Regions from separate parts of the Homo sapiens genome. Here region 1 is linked to region 2. Evidence: chromatin contacts called from ENCODE Hi-C or POLR2A ChIA-PET data. All regions are on one chromosome and are shown on one strand. The core of a region is the stretch at or near the end of the contact, and the rest is flanking DNA. Distances in the headings are between cores, read along the strand shown. Region 1 has its middle 67 kb from the start of PGRMC2. Region 2 has its middle 23 kb from the start of PGRMC2.

What was found. A loop is a pair of places that touch in the nucleus more often than their neighbours do. ChIA-PET counts read pairs that join two places held with the same protein, here RNA polymerase II (POLR2A). Pooled maps may share reads with other maps.
Region 1: a map of heart right ventricle shows a loop between it and region 2 (1.9-fold over the local background). The contact joins two enhancer-like sites. A Hi-C loop is called at or near these places in 8 of 168 maps with a recorded cell type or tissue (Caco-2, MCF 10A, PC-9 and 5 more) and 3 of 50 pooled maps. POLR2A ChIA-PET finds 5 or more read pairs at or near these places in 7 of 52 experiments (A549, AG04449, AG04450 and 4 more).

Annotation. Positions count from the first base shown.
Region 1 is chr4:128,353,240-128,355,939 of GRCh38, reverse strand. No RefSeq gene overlaps it. Among named protein-coding and RNA genes, the nearest start is that of PGRMC2, 67 kb to the right of the region's middle. Within about 2 kb of position 1,424, at least 9 of the 41 ENCODE cell types and tissues checked have a DNase peak (open chromatin) inside an H3K27ac peak, as active enhancers do; they include heart right ventricle, where a contact is called at or near this core.
Region 2 is chr4:128,308,976-128,311,675 of GRCh38, reverse strand. No RefSeq gene overlaps it. Among named protein-coding and RNA genes, the nearest start is that of PGRMC2, 23 kb to the right of the region's middle. Within about 2 kb of position 1,340, at least 10 of the 41 ENCODE cell types and tissues checked have a DNase peak (open chromatin) inside an H3K27ac peak, as active enhancers do; they include heart right ventricle, where a contact is called at or near this core.

The DNA.
Region 1 (2,700 bases), core at 175-2,674, 44 kb before region 2:
TAATCAATTACAAAGACACTTGCAATTTTTTTAAAAAAGAATTCAAATTTGCCCTAAAAGATAAGCTTCTATTTAGTTCTAATATGATAATGTCAATTATCATTATACATCTCCATTTTAAAACTACATGATGCTGAGGACCCCCTTGTATTACACAAAATGCTTAGGGCATATTTGGAACACAGCAGGTACTTAATAATAATTGACGTTCATCAGTATGAAATTCAATAAAACAACACACGGAACAAACTGGGTCATGGTAAAATTTTCACAATGCATGGGATGACTCCCTAGGGAGCTGAGAGGCCTGGCGTGGCCTTATCAGGCAGGGGCCTGCTCTGGCAGACAAGGAAGGCCTGCCCTTGCACAGACACACCCATGCCATCCCAGAGATAGCATCAGAGCCCTGCTCATCTTAGGTAGAAGTGAAAACAAAGGCAACTGTAGGCTTGCAGTTTTATAGCATGAACGAGACAAGTGGAATCTGTGTTAATCTGTTAGAAATTAACTCAATGGTTTGTCTCCTGAAACTCTAGGCCTTCCTTGCAAGAGCACTCCACTTCCTGTTATGCACAATGGCAAAGCTGACTGGAACTGCCCAGAGGAAGAACAAGTGGAAGAGTAAGTCACGGTGTGCCCATAGGGCAATAGAAATTTAAAAGAATATTTAGGTGTGGGACTTCACATCCATGCCTCTTTTTCATGTCTAATAGGGAAAATGTCTCACCTGCTCAGGTTGCTCTTGGACTCTCATTTGTTGCTCAGAATCTAAATAATGAGCAAATAGAGGGAAAACAGAAGAGTGGAGAAATCCCCGTTTGTGTATATATTAAAGAGCTGAGAGAGGCAGCAAGAGGAAGGAGGGAGAGAGACCAGAAAATCATGTGGAATAGGTGCCAGGGAGTTTGGGGTTTGTGAGATAATAGTTGGAGATTAAGAGCTTTGGGGATCACCTGATATCCATATGGAAGAAAATGAAGATAACAGTAAAGTAGATTTTAAGATGCTTTTTCTATAGTAAGAATGCATACCCCACACTAACATCGAATTGTATACTTTAAATGGATGAATTGTATGGTATGTAAATGACGCCTCAATAAAGCTGTTTTTTAAAAAAGAATACTCCGTTCCAAAAAAAAAAAATGCACACTCCACTTTGGCAGTTTACTGAGAGACTGCAAAAATATTTGAAGAATCCTAATTACCATTTAGATACCAGACCATTCCTTTGAATTCATTCTTTCACAGAGGCTGAGTCATGTGGAACTTCAACTATGTTTAGGTTCTGGTAGGTTAGAGAAAGGACCCTTAAGATCCTCTAGTCTAATGCTCTCATTTCAAAGGTGAGGAAATGAAGCCACAGAGGTTAAATAAGTCTGCACTGTCACACAGCAGCAAAGCTGGGAACTATGGAGGTCTGATCTCAGGTCTTTCGAAATGCACCATTCCACCCCCATGTGATGCTCTTCCTGCTTTTGTTTACAGAAAGAAACAATTTGAGGATAAGCATGATTAGAACATATAGTTATTATGCCCATGGTTCAGTCTAGTTGTTCTGACCTTTAAAACGAGTCAGTCAGACTGGCACCAGTCCAATCAGTTGCACACCACTGCCCAGCTAACAGCCTGGCCATGGAGATCCGGCCTTCCCAGCCCAAGCCTGTAGAACAAACAATCCCCACAATGGCAATGTTACTTTCACCTCCTTTTGAAGAACAATAGGAAAACAACAATAGATACCTAACATTTATTGGACACTTATCAGTGCAGCAACTTGGGCAGAGTAGTCAGAGCCCTATGACACTGAAATTTAGAGAGTTCAAATTTTAAGTAAGAACTTTAAAACTACTAGATGTCACTAATGTAAATAACACCCATCTGTGAATCACATCAGAAGTTTACAAAGTTAATTATGGGATCGCATTTCTGATGCTCTCCCAGGATGGCTCTGGCGCCTGCTATGTGCTAGGCGCTGGTCTAGACATTTTACATATGGCACCTCTTTTAATCTCCACAATAATTCCATCACATGGGTATTAATCACCCCACTCTGTAAGTAAGAAAAAAAAGAAAAAAACTGAAAACATGATGGGAGCAGGACCAGGCACATAAAAGATAAGTTCTGATGTCAAGAAACAGCCTTAGGGCTCAAGGAGGGTATCTTTATGATGTAACTTAAGTCTGTACCAGAAGAGTTCTCCTTTATCCCTAAAGAGTCACCTCAATGCGTATCATTCCATCATTAGTTTCACCCTTTTTTTTTTTTTTTTTTGAGACAGAGTCTCACTCTGTTGCCCAGGCTGGAGTGCAATGGCACGATCTTGGCTCACTGCAACCTCCGCCTCCCGAGATCAAGCGATTCTCCTGCCTCAGCCTCCCAAGTAGCTTGGACTACAGGTGCTCACCACTACGCCTGGCTAATTTTTGTATTTTTTAGTACAGACGGGGTTTCGCCATATTGGCCAGGCTGGTCTTGAACTCCTGACCTTGTGATCCACCCACCTCGGCCTCCCAAAGTGCTGGGATTACAGGCATGAGCCACCACACCCAGCCTAGTTTCATCCATTTTTAACTTAAATACCGTTAGTAGTCACCCATAAAATTGAGAATACCCCTATGCATTGATCAGAGTCAGCAATGCTATGTTACAGAATAAGCTGGAATCTCAGCAGACTAACATGATAAAAGTATTTCTTGCTC
Region 2 (2,700 bases), core at 91-2,590:
CCCTATGCTTCAGTTCCGAACTAAAAACAGCAACAAAAATGGCAACCACTCAGGAGATTGTTGTGCCGATTAGATATGGTACATATAAAACACACAACAGAGCCTGGCACCCAGGAAGTATCAGTTATTACTGATAAACTTTTAGCTATTTTGTAATAAAATATCTATACTTACTTCTTCACCAATTCATTTGAAGAATAAGTAATTTAAACACATATCCTAACTCAAGAAAGTCACTCAAAGAGCAACATGAAATACAAATGCACTCAGGAAAATAGATCTCTTCTCTTGGAATATTTAATCATTGATCTTGAGACCAAAGTCTTCTTTGATATCATCTGATAAACCTTGCAGATGAGGGAAGTCAGGCTCATCAAGTTATGTTACTAACACTTCAGATTTTTATTTAATATGGGAAATATTTAGTAGGTGGGGGGAGGGATGAAAAATAAAATTGAAGAGAGCTATGTCCAGCCTTGTCTCTATAGTTTTGTCCCATCACTGAAAATCATTAAGCAGTCATGATACCTAGGGACCCGAGGACACCGACAGCATAACATGGCTAAACACACTGTGATGAATATCTGAGCTTTGTTTCTAACTTAGGAATGAGGGTTCAATGTGCTTGCTTTATTTTCATTTAGCATTTATTCTATAATAGATTTTCCTTTCTTAATTAAGAATCCTTTAATCAAGGAGGCCGAGGCAGGAGAATCGCTTGAACCTGGGAGGCAGAGGTTGCAGTAAGCCGAGATCATGCCACTGCACTCCAGCCTGGGTGACAGAGCGAGACTCTGTCTCAAAAAAAAAAAAAAAAAAAAAAAATCCTTTAATCAAGCGGGGGAAAAGCCTGCCTGGTTAGATTTGGATTTTACTATTTTCTTGACACAGAAAGACACAGAGACTAAAGTTTCAACTGAGAAAAAATAAAGTATCACGTTTTCTTCCACTTGAGCCTAATCAATTTTTTACCTTTACACACAGTGATAAGAGCCTGTGCCAAAGGTTCTTGATTCTGTCTACGTGAAAGGGCTATACCTGACAGCCACTTAGTCCACAAGTCAATAGCCTTCAATAATGAAAAGTCAAGGGCCCTGACTCTGGGTTTGCACCATTCCTGCACTGCTCCAGGACAGATGCTCCCTCTGCTGGGGTGGCCCCTGCTCTGGCAGATGATCCTTTTGCTCCCATGACAACCCACCGTGCAGAGAGCACACCCATGCAGTGCCCTGTTGGAGATGAGAGAGACGAAGGGTAGAGCGAAAGACCGGGGCTTGCCCTTTAACCAGACCCAAATGTTTCCCTGGCCTTCTTGGCTAAATGCCATTATCAACACATTTCCAAGAGCAACAGCTGGCCTCGGGGAGCAGTGAACTATGGCCCTTGTGTGATTTAAAGATCCCTCTGCCCCACATTTCACCTCACTCTCCTTTTAAACTGTCTGATACACTGTATTTGAGACTTATTCCTTTAGTTTAACAATCATGTCTTAAGATGTAAATGTCCTTGGGACCATTTGCTAATGCAGTAAGATCCATCAGTCATTCCTGCTACGGCATGAGTTTGTTTCATCCATCCCTTTCTTTCTACCAGCTAAGATCATCAAATCTAGAGGAGGAGAGTTGGGTTATGTTTTATTGTTCTTATTTTATCTTTTGACTCAAGAGATGAACTTATGAGGGAAGGAAGGGTGATTTGGGAGAATAGGGCCCTGCTGGGAAGGGTAGGGAGGTGAGTAAAAAGGGTGGGCTTCTGGCAGACAGCAGGAGGGCCTGGATCAATCTGGGTGAGTGGGGAATCCAGCAAGGAAGCATACATCCAAAACAAGCCCCATTATTTCACAACTATGGGACTAGCCTACTTCAGGGAATATCACTCCAGATCTTGGCCATGACCTAGAGTTGCATAAAATCTGCTTATCTTTCAAATTAATACCACAGTGATTGATGAGAGAGCATTTTTTCAGTAAACTGAATTTAAAACCCAGTGATCACATGAAAAAAAGCATAATAAAAAATCACACACACACACACACACACACACACACCCATCATGTACAAATTATAATTTAGATAAGGAATATAATTCCCAATTACAAAGTGAAGGCTGTGGCAGTATTATGTATAATGACCTTGACAGAGAAGATTATCTTCCCACATTGGCCTGCCACCCCGTCCTACATTTTGTATAGCCGTGACCATGCCGTATTTAGGATGGAATAAGGACAAAGGCCTACACAACCATTGATCCCCCGAGGATGGAACGACTGGCTACTTTTCCTCAAAAGTGTGCTAAGCACATGTGTGAGCTGGTAGCTATGGATTGCCTTCAAATAAACAACTGTTTCCAAATCTGCCTGGATTGTAAAAATCACCCAAGGTGCCTGTTTAAACCAAGCCATTCCACAGAATTCTGATTCAATAGGCCTGGAAAGGCCCCAGGAAATTGTGTTTTTCATCAACACTTCAGATTACTTTTGTAATCAGGCATATGCTATAAATACCAAGATAAGACGTCTACAATTTCAGGAAGAAAATTAGAAAGGGGGAGAGGCCAGAGGGAGTCATTTCTTTCTTGAGCTTGGAAATATGCATTGCTGCCCCGTTTAGAGGATAGAGTATGACTTCAGGCCCAATTCATTGCCTGTCTTGAGCTGAGAACTTTCCATAATATCAACAGAACATAAGAATCCCAGATAAA